2 separate regions of the Homo sapiens genome follow, and region 1 is linked to region 2. A link is a contact called in ENCODE Hi-C or POLR2A ChIA-PET data. All regions are on one chromosome and are shown on one strand. Each heading gives the region's core, a stretch centred on a gene start or an enhancer-like site at or near the end of the contact. The rest is flanking DNA. Distances are from core to core; before and after follow the strand shown. Region 1 holds the start of GNPNAT1 (glucosamine-phosphate N-acetyltransferase 1). Region 2 holds the start of FRMD6 (FERM domain containing 6).

The links. A loop is a pair of places that touch in the nucleus more often than their neighbours do. ChIA-PET counts read pairs that join two places held with the same protein, here RNA polymerase II (POLR2A). Pooled maps may share reads with other maps.
Region 1: a map of CD8-positive, alpha-beta T cell shows a loop between it and region 2 (11-fold over the local background). The contact joins the promoter of GNPNAT1 here to the promoter of FRMD6 in region 2. A Hi-C loop is called at or near these places in 5 of 168 maps with a recorded cell type or tissue (CD4-positive, alpha-beta T cell, CD8-positive, alpha-beta T cell and naive thymus-derived CD4-positive, alpha-beta T cell) and 11 of 50 pooled maps. POLR2A ChIA-PET finds 5 or more read pairs at or near these places in 1 of 52 experiments (naive thymus-derived CD4-positive, alpha-beta T cell).

The regions. Positions count from the first base shown.
Region 1 is chr14:52,786,771-52,792,960 of GRCh38, forward strand. It overlaps GNPNAT1 (glucosamine-phosphate N-acetyltransferase 1), which reads right to left and starts at 4,837. Exons shown (of 6, transcript NM_198066.4): 1 at 4,658-4,837. LOC105370500 (a long non-coding RNA gene) reads left to right here and starts at 5,018. Exons shown (of 3, transcript XR_943867.3): 1 at 5,018-5,556. RefSeq lists enhancers at 4,064-4,153, 4,234-4,323, 4,431-4,944, 4,945-5,459 and silencers at 4,634-4,713, 4,814-5,033.
Region 2 is chr14:51,650,565-51,656,804 of GRCh38, forward strand. It overlaps FRMD6 (FERM domain containing 6), which reads left to right and starts at 1,346. Exons shown (of 14, transcript NM_001267046.2): 1 at 1,346-1,432. It overlaps FRMD6-AS1 (FRMD6 antisense RNA 1), which reads right to left and starts at 1,180. Exons shown (of 1, transcript NR_037676.1): 1 at 1-1,180. RefSeq lists an enhancer at 349-967 and silencers at 940-1,009, 1,140-1,589, 1,800-1,889, 1,900-1,959, 1,970-2,119.

The DNA of each region.
Region 1 (6,190 bases), core at 3,587-6,086, 1.1 Mb after region 2:
CTAAAAGAAACAGATGCTTCCCAACAATTAAAAGTTGAGTATTCCTTATCCAAAATGCTTGGGACCAGAAATGTTTCAGGTTTTGGATTTTTTTTTTTTTTTTTTTTTTTTTTTTTTTTCAGATTTGGGGATATTTGCATATACATAATGAGATATCTTGGGGATGGGACCCAAGTCAAAATTCATTTGTGTTTCATATACATCTTATACAGATAGCACAAATATTTTACACAATATTTTAAATAATTTTGTGCATGGAAAAGTTTTTGTACATTATACCAGATGTGGAATTTTCCACTTGTGGCATCATGTTGGCCCTCAATAAAGTTTCAAATTTTGGAGTGTTTTGGATTTTTGGATTAGAGATCCAAAAAAAGCAGTCCCCAACTTATTTCTATATCCAGTTAAAGAAACCATATTTTAATGAGAGAACAATTTGCCCAATAACCTAACCCCCAATTGTTCCTTATTTCATAAGTCACAGTATGCTTTAGGGCAAATATTCTTAACTTTTCCTTAAAGATGGATAATAAGTTTCTGCCTGTATAATCCTATGTAACTATATAAGCAATGCTGCAATATACTAGTTATGGGAAGGTAGTGTGATGTGATGTAACAACAGAAGTTAACACTTGCTCAGCACTTCTTATGTGCCAGACTGTTGAAAGAGCTTTACTAATTCATTTATTTCAACCATCCTACAGGTTAGGAGTGGTTATTATCTACATTTTAACAGATGAGAAAATGTTAAGTAACTTGCCCAAGGTCACAAAATTAGCGGAGCCAGGATTTAAACCTAGGCATAGAAAGAGCATGAGCTTTGGATTCATACCTGGTGTTCAAATGTCAACTGTGTGATATGTACTACGGTAATTAAGCTTTTAGAATCTAGTTTCCTCATTTGTAAAATGGAGATGAAATTACTGGGAGAATTAAATGCATTACTGTATGCAGTCATGCACTTAGCAGTGCCTGGAATACTGCAAGTACTTAATAAGATATATGCTAGTTAGCAATAAATTTAAAATTAAAGTTTATAAATTCTTGTTCATTTTTTTTTACCTTTAATTCATGAATCAGGCACTGTGCTGGTTACAGGAACTACAAAAAGAATGACAGGCTCTTACGTTTATGTTATACCAAAAGTTAGCATTCTTGGGTAGAAAAGAACGTAGTTTATAATGTAGACTGCTGAGAGGTCCCCCCAGCCACACACACACAAAATGATTCAAATTATGCTGCATACACTATACCCAGTTCTAACAATATTAAGGAAAATATAGAAATTGTGATGATCAAGCAGTCATTTCAAATTTAACAAGTTTAATAGCCATTCAAAATAGGTTTTTTGTTTTGTTTTATTGTTTTGAGACAGGGTTTTACTCTGTTGCCCAGGCTGGAGTGCAGTGGTGCAATCATAGCTCACTGCAGCCTCAAACTCCTGGGCTCAAGTGATCCTCCTACCTCAGCTTCCCACATCAGCCTCCAGAGTAGTTGTGACTACAGGCTCATACCACCACGCCTGGCTAATTTTTGTATTTTTAGTAGAGATGGGGCTTTGCCATGTTGGAAAGGCTGGTCTTGAACTCCTGACCTCAAGTGATCCTCCAGCCTCAGCCTCCCAAAGTTCTGGAATTACAAGTGTGAACCAGCATGCTCAGCCAAAACAAGTTTTTAATAGATGAAATTGAGTCCACGTGTTTTAGTGTTTTGTCTAAATTGGACCCTTGAGGTTTTTGTGTGTAATCTCATCTGAATGGTAGGTAGCAACATTGTTTTTCAGGTATGTAGATAAACAGGCTAAGTATTAATAAAGTGAAATGTGTACAGTATTAAAAATGTAAATTCCTCGAGGCAGCACACTATTTAAACATTTTGGTCTTGCTATTAAACATATAGTTGTAAATACAAAGTTCAAAGAAAACTCAAAAGAGAATTTAAATCAACCTTAACCACATTTAACTAGATTCCTTTTTCCTATAAAGTTGTCTGTGTTTACAATAAAAATGTGGTCTAGAAAACATGAAAAATAGGGTTAATAATTTTCATGAGAGGGAAGAAGTATACAGGAAAACAACTAGGATTATGAAGCCCTTAAATAATGAATTTTAACCAGGAAATACTAATATTTTCTTGTACTTTTCTTTGATGAGACAGTCCTTTTCCACGAATGATCATAAAAATAAATAATATTGGCTAACACTTATTGAAAACTTTCTATATGTTAACTCTTAAAAATACAATGAACGATGTATCATTATTATCCCAATTTTACAGATAAGGAAGCAGGCACAGTAACTTGCTCAAGGTTAGAGTGCCAATAAGAACAGAGTGAGGATTCAAAATGAGGCAACAGGGCCAGCTTCAGAAGCCCCTGACCTGTGCCGTTACACAGGGCCCTGCACTTAAGTTTGATACCCTGCTGCCACTGTTTTGAAGTTCTTAATTTTTTAACAAGGAACCCTGCATTTTAATTTGGATTACCACAGATTACGTAGCCAGTCCTGCTAGGTAGTATGACTTCAGACTCTGCTCTTAACCATTACACTGAAGATGCACTAGAGTAGATAAATTCCCTATCTTACTGTTGTACAAGGGTTAAAAATTAAGTCATAAGCAGCACTTAGAACCTACATTTGGAAAATGGGAATCAGACTAGTCAAAATACATTAAACAAAGCATTACAGATTGAAATAAGAATCTATTAACCAGGCAATCAGAAATTAACATCAAAAATTTTTTTATGAGCTATTCTACAAAACAGAGCCATACTGAAGGCCCACTTTAGCTCACTCTGTCCTCAAACCGTAAAATTCTGCTGGTGCCCAACTAAGGTACTGGGCAAAGTGAAGCAAGATATGACTTGAAACCTGGTTCCAAGGGGGTTTAGAACATAATTAAATAAGTAATTTTATATAAATAATCTTTTAGCATCTTCAGGTGCCCAGATATTGCAAAACTAGGAAATTTCTGCGAATAAAATTGCACAGTTGTGTGAAGCGGAATCTCATCATATCATTAGGTTCTTTAAAGTTTTTAGATGAACTTTAAACACTAATCCTCCTTAAGTATTCCTCAGAACCTTTTCTGATTAACTGCTAAATTAGCAGGCGTTTAGAAGACCCGTTTAAGCCTAACCCTAGCCCAATAATGCCTAGTGAATGAATAACGAATAAGACTTACCTGTAGGTCACATTTCAGAAAATCCAGAAGGACAAAAAAAAAAAAAAAAAAAAAAATTCCCAAACTGCCACAATATCGCGGAAAGCATACACCAAATTCATTTTTACTAGTCATCACATCAGTTGAATATTTTTTCACTCAATTGAATATTTTTTAAACAAAACTTCAACTATTTGGCGTCTGAGCCTCTGTATCAGGTTGGAATACGAATGGGGAGAGAGGCTGCTGCTAGAAGCAACCAACGGAGAGCAACAAGTAATAGACACCGGAGATGAAGATTTTAAAAGTCGATCTACAAATTTTAAAAAATACAATCTAAGGCCAAATCTAAACCAGCCTATGTATTTCTCAAGAGCTCCTGGGGAACCTTCTAAGTACAGGTGAATGGGGGAGGGGCGGACTTCGGATTCCTTTATATTCATTTTATAACAATTTCGATAACAAGAATCCATTCTGAATCTATTCCGTTAAAGATTTTTAACACACCTGGCCATATTTATTAAATTGTGTAACTGCATGAATGTTCAAAAGTATTTTCTGATAGTTTGACCTTTACAATCTAGGCGTTATTCCCAGTCTACCGATGAGGAAGCTGGAGCACCTGGAACTCCCAAGACTTGCCCCTTAGGTAACACAGCAAGTAAGTGACTTGGGGCTAGAATCCTCGTTTTCGCATCTTGAGCTCGATTACCATCCTCAACAGACCCCAATCTTTACATCATCATACCATACAGCTAGCGCTCTCTCCCCTATTTAGCAAATCCTGCCTAAATTAATTTCTTAAGATCCATTCTAGGATTCGTTCATGAGGGATTATCCTAACAAAACGAATCCTATAATCGCCCGTTCAATTTTGTATGAAAATTTTAAATTAGTTTGGCTTACATAAACATCAGCTCCCGCAACAGAAATCACAGTACAGTACTCGGTATTTCTAGGGGTAGGAGCCTAGGAAAAAGAGACAAAGAATGTCCCTCTGTACCCTGGGGAAAGCGCCGACCTACTCGGTGCGGAGGTGGTCTTCGGAGCAGCTGCCTCAATGGCTCCGACCACCGTGGGATGCGCCCGGGAATGGGAGAAGAGAAGGGGCCTGGGACGTTCGTGCCCATTCAAAACCGATGGCTGCAGAGAGCGCGACCAACTGTCTCATTTCCCACGCCAAAGTCTGGGGAGCGAAGTTCCGACCCCAGTCCCAGTTCCAGCCCTGCCAGGCCAAGACCAGCGTATGGCCGGACCGCTGGCCATCATCCTTAACCTCTGCTCCAGGCGCGCGTGCGTTCAACTTCCTGGGAACCGCGCTCCACACCATGTGCACCCAGCTGGCGAGGATTAACGCCCAGCTCCTCCACACAACACCCCCGGGGGCCTGGCCGGGGCACCAGACACACCTGTTAGATAAACCTGAGGGCAGGCCCGCCCCAGCCCCCAGGACACACGGTCCTGCTCTCGCGCCCCGGCCCCGGTCCCTCCTCACCCGTAGAGGCCCTGCGGTCGGCGCTCCTAGCCAGGCGCGTCGGACTCTCCCCCACCAGTGTGCACAGCACCGGATCCGGATCCGGCTTCAGCGCCAGCCCCACCTCCTCCTCCACCGCCCGCGCCACAGTTGGGAACCGCGGCCCAGACGTGGCAGCGCCAACGCCTCCACCTCGCCTCTGCCCCCTCACGCAGGGCCGCGCGCAGGCGAGCGGAGGCGGAGGCCAAGGCGCCACCCGCCCAGGCCCGGAGAGCGAGGGGCGGGGCCCGGAGAGCGGGGGCGGGACCAGGAGGGCGAGGGGCGGGGCTCGGAGAGCGGGGGCGGGACCAGGAGGGCGAGGGGCGGGGCCTGAGGCTCGAGTCGCGGCGCCTGGGGCGGTGGCCGCCGGACCAAAGCTGGCCTCTCCCGGCTCCTCCTCCTCGCTCCCCAAGGCCTTTCCCACCGCGTCATTGTCTCGGTTTATCTGCAGATACGTCTACCTAGCAGTCAGCCCAGCAGCGTAAGTGGTGACCAGTGTGGGCCTCTTTGATCCTGAGACCGAAGGCTCGGCCACTGGCCCTCTCCATTTGTTCCTTGTTGCCCTCCCTTCATGATTCAATCCATTAATTAGGACTTTTCCTACCAGCTGGCAGTTCAGAGCTCCGCATCCCCAGGCCTCTGAGTCACAGTTCCTGCCTTCATGAAACTAGGAGTTGGGGCCACTGCATTCTACTCCTTCGGGACTATTGTTTCATTTCTCAGTCCCTCAAACCCTTTATTGGATGAACATGGGGTTAGGACAGCGGTTCTCCACTGCAACAGTTTTGCCTCCCAGGAGACATTTGGCAATGTATGAATCATTTTCAGCCTCTCATCTGGGGTGAGATGTCATTGGAATCTACAGATGGTGGAGGGCACAGGTGAGTAGAGGCCGGGAATACTGCTTCACGCCTTACAGTGCGCAGGACAGCGCCGCACAACAAAGAATTACCTGGCCTGAAATGTCTGGAGTGCTGAGGTTTAGAAACCTTTCGTTAGGAGAAGAAAAGTGACTTTTTTCAGAGCCCCATTTCTGAAGTGTCTTACCTAAGTAGCACTTTGTCCCTATTTTAACAGATGAGGAAACAGAGGTTCAGAGATGTTACATAATTTACAAAAGTCTCATAGCTAGTAGCTCCCCTTCCTTGCCTTGTACCATAATTTTCAATTTATTGAAATCGCAAAGTATTTTATTCTTAAGCAATAGTATTCAAAGAACCCCATAGATCATATACCAGAAATCATATTTTTTGCTCATTTGTGAGATTTAAATTTCAGTTAACTCCTTTACTGATTTATGCTTTCTCAGAACTTCAAACATCAGTGAGTTGATGGCATCCATATCTCTGTTTTTATCTCTGTTTTTACACCCATACATACAAAAGAATATATAGGGCATGAGCAGAATGTGGTGGTATGCATCCGTAGTCCCAGCTACTCCAGAGGCTGAGGCAGGAGGATCACTTGAGCCCACAAGGTTGAATCCAGCCTGGACAATAGAGCAAGACCCTGTCT
Region 2 (6,240 bases), core at 96-2,595:
TTTTGTATTTTTAGTAGAGACGGGGTTTCACCGTTTTAGCCGGGATGGTCTCGATCTCCTGACCTCGTGATCCGCCCGCCTCGGCCTCCCAAAGTGCTGGGATTACAGGCGTGAGCCACCGCGGAGCAGGGCAGTTTTAAAGTTGACTTCTGAGAGCATCAGATTTTGGATAGTGTCCTTTCTCAGGTCCTGTTTCCTTGTCTCCTCATCCCATTTTAAAAGCCAGACACATAAACCCCGGCACTCCTTTAGCGAAGGGCTCAGTGAGGGCGTTTTTGCCACCCGTGGCCAGGGGTCATTGGGTCAGCAAAGTCAGAGGAAACCTAGAAAGGCAGAAGCCCAGGAGGTTGACGCCCTGCGGGTCTAGGGGCCAGGTGCTGGGTGTCTCTCCTTTCGTGTGCGGTTCCCAGCAGCAGGTCCTGGTGGGCGCAGACTGACCGGAGAGGTGTGGCTCGCCCCCTCCCCAGACCCCGAGGTGGCAATGAAACCTCCATCTCCTGGCTTGATTCCTTGTGCTATAAAAAATCTTCCACTGGCCCTTTGCATCTCTCGCCCTCCATCCCCCAAAGCCACTATCGGGAGGGGACAAAAATAATTTCTGAGGGGCCATGGGCACTAAAACCACAGCAGACAGAGGCTGTGTCTACCTGAGGAACTGGAGAGGTAGAATTAGAGGGGGAGGCTGGGCATCCTCGGCGGCGCCCCCTCCATCCAGCGTGAAACCCACGAGGCGCGGCGTCTCGAGTGGCGGGCGGGCAGGGGGCTGCAGGATTCACGAAGCCACCTCCGCCGGGGACCGCCTTCTCTCGGAGTGGCCTCCCCTCCGGCGTTCCGCTTTAGTAAGACGACACTCAGGCCAAACAGCCGCCCCCGGCCAGCCCGACTCGGCTCTGGAGGGAGCGCCCCGAGGGAGTCCAGCCGGAGGCGGAGAAGGCCACTCGGCCAGAAGGTGGGGAGCCGCCGGCGTCCCCTCGCACCTCCGTCTCCACAGCAGGGGGAAAGGCCCTGATCGCCGTGGTCCACACCACCGCGTCCACCTGAGGCTCGCCTCGCTTCCTGGGTCCCTAGAGGGGTGGCGTACTCCGCTTTCTCCTGCCCCCAAGTGGCCGCACCCCTCCGCGGGACGCTTGGTTGGGTCCAGGGCGGGGCGGGCGGGCGCTCCCCGTACTGCCGCGAGCTCAGCGCGCAGCTCCCGCGGCTCGGCTGCCGCCGCGGCCAGTTGGGGCGGGTCGGGGGCGGGGTCTCAGGGGGCGGGGATTCGGGGGGGCGGGTCGGGTCGGGAGGCGTGGGTGGGGGGCGGGGCGGACGCGGAGCGCCCCTCTGGCTGGCGGGGCCAAGGGGCTGAGAGGAGTGGGGCAGGCTCGGCGCCGGTAGGAAGAGTCAGAGGGGTGACCAGAGAGCCCAACGCCTGGTGCTCAAGACTTTCTCCGAGGTATGAACAAGAACCAGGCGTCTGGGCCCTTTCCGCTCGCCCCATCGCTCAGCCGCCGCGCCCCGGACGCCCGCTGTGCCCCCTGCCGGCGGGGCGGCGGCGGGACTGGGTTTCGGGAGGGTTTCTGGAAGTCGCGAGTCCCAGCGAAGGCAGTGCACCGCTCTCCGCCTCTTTCTTCGCCTTCTTCTCGCTCCCTTAGCTCTGGGTGTCGGGCACCGGTGGTAAGGTCGCTTCTCCGTGAGTCGGAGGTCGCTCACTCTGGGACGGGCGGACGAGGCCCTAGGGCAGCCGAGCCCGGCAGCGGGGGAGGCGTGGAGCTCGGGGCGGCTTCAGCGGCGGGGGCGGGAGGCTGGTCCTGGCTGCAGACTGCGCGCCTGGGCTCCGTGCGCGGTCCCTGGTTCTCTGCATCGCGGAGGTCCCCGGATCACAGGGCTCCCTGGCGGGCCCCGGCACCCAGGTCTGTGTCGCTGTGGCTGGGCGCCGGGACTAGCACCCGAGTCCCGCGCTCCCGGGGGCTGCGCCGTGCCGCCTGTTGTGCGCGCGCAGAGGCCGGACAGCCCGGCTGCGGGAAGGGACCCGAGCGCAGGGTCTGCCCCGCGTCCCGGAAAGTGCCTAGTCTGCGGAGCCGGAGGTTGAGCTGGGGCAGATCGGCGCCAGACGGGGGCCTGGGTGAGATACGAGTTGGGGGTGCGGCCTGCAGAATTTGGGTTTCTGGAGGAGCTTACGGCGCGCTGGCGGAGCCCCAGGCGAACAGGAGCACCGGATTCGGCTCCGGGAGGGCCAGGCACTGTCAGGTATGGACAGCTGCGGTCCACCCGTGTAAGTGTAAAGTCTACAGAGATTAAAACAACACCTCGAGTCCTGGGACAGCATAACCTAATGGTGCGGGCGTTTTCTTAAAGGCACGAATAGATGGGAAAATGTCAAAATAAGCATATTTTAAAGTTGAAAGCTGGCAGATTTTCAGGCCGTGTAGTTGTGTAGCTAGTGTCCAAAGAAATATTAGCTCGTTTTCCCCCTTAACACCTTTTCATTTTTATTTTTTTACGCAAAATCTGTTTTGCCAGTATTTCCCTCAGGAGCTGTGCATTGCTCACAGCAGGGAAGGAAAACTTCAGCAAGCGTTCTCAGGTTGCTTCTGACTTCCAGCCTGTGCTCTCCAGCATTTCTGAATGTGGAGAAAAAGTATCTCTTGCTGGATTTTCCGAGTATGATTCCCTTCTGTTCTTCTCTGGGACCGGGCAATGTTTGTTTATGGGTTTTATAAGCATCTATTTAAATTTAGTTTTTGCACGAAATACTCCCTCTTGCCACAGGGTGTAGTTTGGGGTTTAGAAAATGCTGTTGGAGAAAGCTGCTAGTGGCTTCATTTTCCAAGAATGTAAGTCATTTCCTTTCTGTGATTTCAGGGAGTTGATATTTCACAGCATCAAAACTTTGTGGGGAAAATTTTCCGTAATACATCTGTCATTAAAAAGGCTTGTGACTTTTGGGTTTCCTTCTTAGAGCAGTGCATGAATTTAGGTTCAGCAGTGTTAAAGGATGAGAAATTTTTTTTTAGAATTTAGAGCATTATGAGACTATTGTAGAAATTTTAACTACCAGGACCTACAGGATGGAGAGTGGGGGAGGGGAGAAGACCAGAAGAGAGGCAGGAAAACAGATGCCTTTGCTGATGTCCTTTGTAGTATAAAACTTAACAGCACCACAGCACCTAATCATTTTCTCAGGTGTGGCTTTGAGAAATAAACGTTTTATGTTAAAAATGAAAATACTTCACAATATGAGACAGCTGGCATTTGAATACTTTTCCCAGTATGTTTGTAAACATTTTGGATTCATATTTCATATTAAAATGGACATTTAGTAGGATTATTAGATGAAAAGGGTCCCCCAGGGGATATCTAATATCAAATTATCTGCAGGACATCTTCTCCAGAAAGCAGACTGACTGTAATATGAACTAATTTTCCCCCCTTTGAGTTGCTTGCAAGAATCTCTGAGATCTGACACTGATGGGCTACAGTAATCAGCAGTTCTTGCAGTACTCAAGACATTTTAAGGGGCAGGAAATCTTTCCTATTTCCAGTATCTCCTTTTTGGGGGCAACAAGGGTAAGCTGCTAGTTTTAAGTACATAATTTGAACTTAGAGATTTAAGATGCTCCTGGCTGTACAGGAAAACGCCTGAAAACAGCATGGGCCTGGATGAAGACGCTGCTTTTGAAAGCAAAATGCCAGTGTGCTAGGTAGCGGTTTTTAGTTACAAATTCTTAAAAAAAATTGTTACTGAACTAGGTTAGCTGAATTGGGGGGGGGGTCTTTTTGTAGTTTTTGGATTTTGTTTCCACATTTAACTATACTTATAAAGCTTTTGGCTTTCTGAACTTATGATGTAATAGACTGCGTAGCCTTTTGTGGCAGATGCTTGGAATGAAAGTTTCAAACATAATTGTTTTTGACTGAGCTGTCAGGTTCAGAGTTGAGTGTAAATGAGTCCTGTCTCACAACTAACTTTTTTGATAAAGGAATTCTTTGTAGTTTTCGATTTGGATGTTGCACATTTTGATTTCTAAAGTTGTGGGTTTTTTTTTTTTTAAGAAAAATAAAACCTGCAAACAATTATTTTATTACATGAAAGCCAGTACCAAGAAAAGATTAATTCAGTCCAGATGTAAAAATGTATGTGAATTTTAGATTTGGATGATCTCAACAAGTTTTCCCTTTTGTGGATGGGACTGCCTGGATCCCAGATGGCATTCACAAATTATCCCTTAGGTAGTTTTCTGAGTTGAGAATGAGATTTCTTGGGCTTTCCCTAAAATCATTTTAATATTAAGTCTTCTAAAGGATAGAAAGTTTTTTGCATTTGTACATTTTTGCATTTTTCTGTTCATTAATACAAACCTCATAAATGCCCTAGTTTGGTAGATGAAGCATATTTCTTTCATAAGTGGGAAAACAGGAGGTATTCAGTTTGTGTATCCTTATGGGTAAAGCATAGAAATTTTGGCTCTCATTTTTGCAATTTCAACTTTCTTCTTTTAAAGTAAAAAAAAAAAAAAAAGTTTTAAGTGTGTTTACAATCCTCAATAGAATCCTACTGTAACACAGTTTGTGGATTCAGGTATAGCAATTGGTCCTTGTTTGATGATCCCCTACCTCCTCCCCACCCCCAACGAGGAAAAACAAACACAGTTTATTAAAAAGTCAGTATGTTTTTAAACGTGTACTCCCAGTACTAGAGTTATAAAGGCTGTTTGTTGCACACATTAAAATTATGTATTTTTAGAAAGTCTTTGTATGATTATATCATTACACATTTTGGGAGTGTGTTTATGTCGTGATTGTGTATAAAACAATGGAGAGTTAGGAGAGGGGAATGGGAAAGATTTAGTGAAGGAGTTTTATGAGTAGTGAAATTTCAGTTATAATGTATGTTCCCCAAAACCCAAACAGGAAAAATGTTATCGTTGGTCTCTGTGGTTAAACTTTTATACAGAGGGTAGTTGAGAGGGCTTTCTGAATTGCACATTATCCTGAGGAAGAGGCTTTGGGGGCCTTTAAAAGTAAGTAGAAACAAGTTAAAGGGATAATTTGAGAGGAACGAGGAAGTGGAATACTGGACATTGAATTGCAAGGAAAAAGTTAGAAGGATAAGTATTTAAAACAAGGCTGAAGTAGAGAGAACTTACTGTTTAGAAGTGTAGATTAAAGAATAAGGTATTTTTAGCTGAGAAAAAAGGATCAGAATGATTAGAATCAAGGTGCCCTATAAGATCTGTATACAAACTTGAAATAGGACTGCTAATTGATAGTTATCCTGGAAATTTTGCCTGTCTTTGTGTTGAATCACTAGTTTGGTGTTAAATAATGTGCAGGGACTGGATGCTTATAACTGTATCCCGTACACTCCAAAAGCCACTTCCCATTTCAAAGACTGGAAACATTTTTTGTTTAAGTGCTAATGATTCTACAAATATTTAATTAGTCCCCCAACATTTGAGGAAACTACTAATGTCTACTTCCCATGCTGTGGGACCAGAGGGGGCTCTACAGCAGTAATGGCTGAAGTTATTATGAAGTTTTAGGTAGAAACAAGCAATCTGTGCTTCTCATTACTTTATGCGATTTAGTGATGTAATTACTTCTGATGCAAGTTTGTGTATGATCACTTTTTGTATATATCAAATGGAACAGAGCAGTCATGCAGTATATATACCATATTGATCAAAGATGAATTACAGAACACTGAGAAGGGGAAAGAAATCATTGATCTCTCAGCTGATTGTATTGCTTCAAGTCAAGAAGAGAAAAATGTGCTGAAACAAATTCACAGATGAACCAAATACAGTCGCAAGGAGAAGGCAGTGTTTTCCTGGAGCTTCCTTGGAGTGGTCTGTAGCATAGCATTTTCTTTTCTTTTTTTTTTTTCTGAGGCGGAGTCTCGCCCTGTCGCCCAGGCTGGAGTGCAATGGCCTGATCTCAGCTCACTGCAGCCTCCACCTCCCGGGTCCAAATGATTCTCCTGCCTCAGCCTCCCGAGTAGCTGGGATTATAGGTGCCTGCCACCACGCCCATCTAATTTTTGTATTTTTAGTACAGATGAGGTTTCACCATGTTGGCCAGGCTGATCTCAAACTCCTGACCTTGTGATCTGCCCGCCTCGGCCTCCCAAAGTGCTGAGATCACAGGCTTGAGCCACCGCGCCCGGCTAGCATGGCATTTTCTTGAATGTCTTTCCCCAGCTGTATGGTCTTGTCTTAGCAGAGTTAAATTGATATATCAAGAAACTAGGTAGAGATTTGG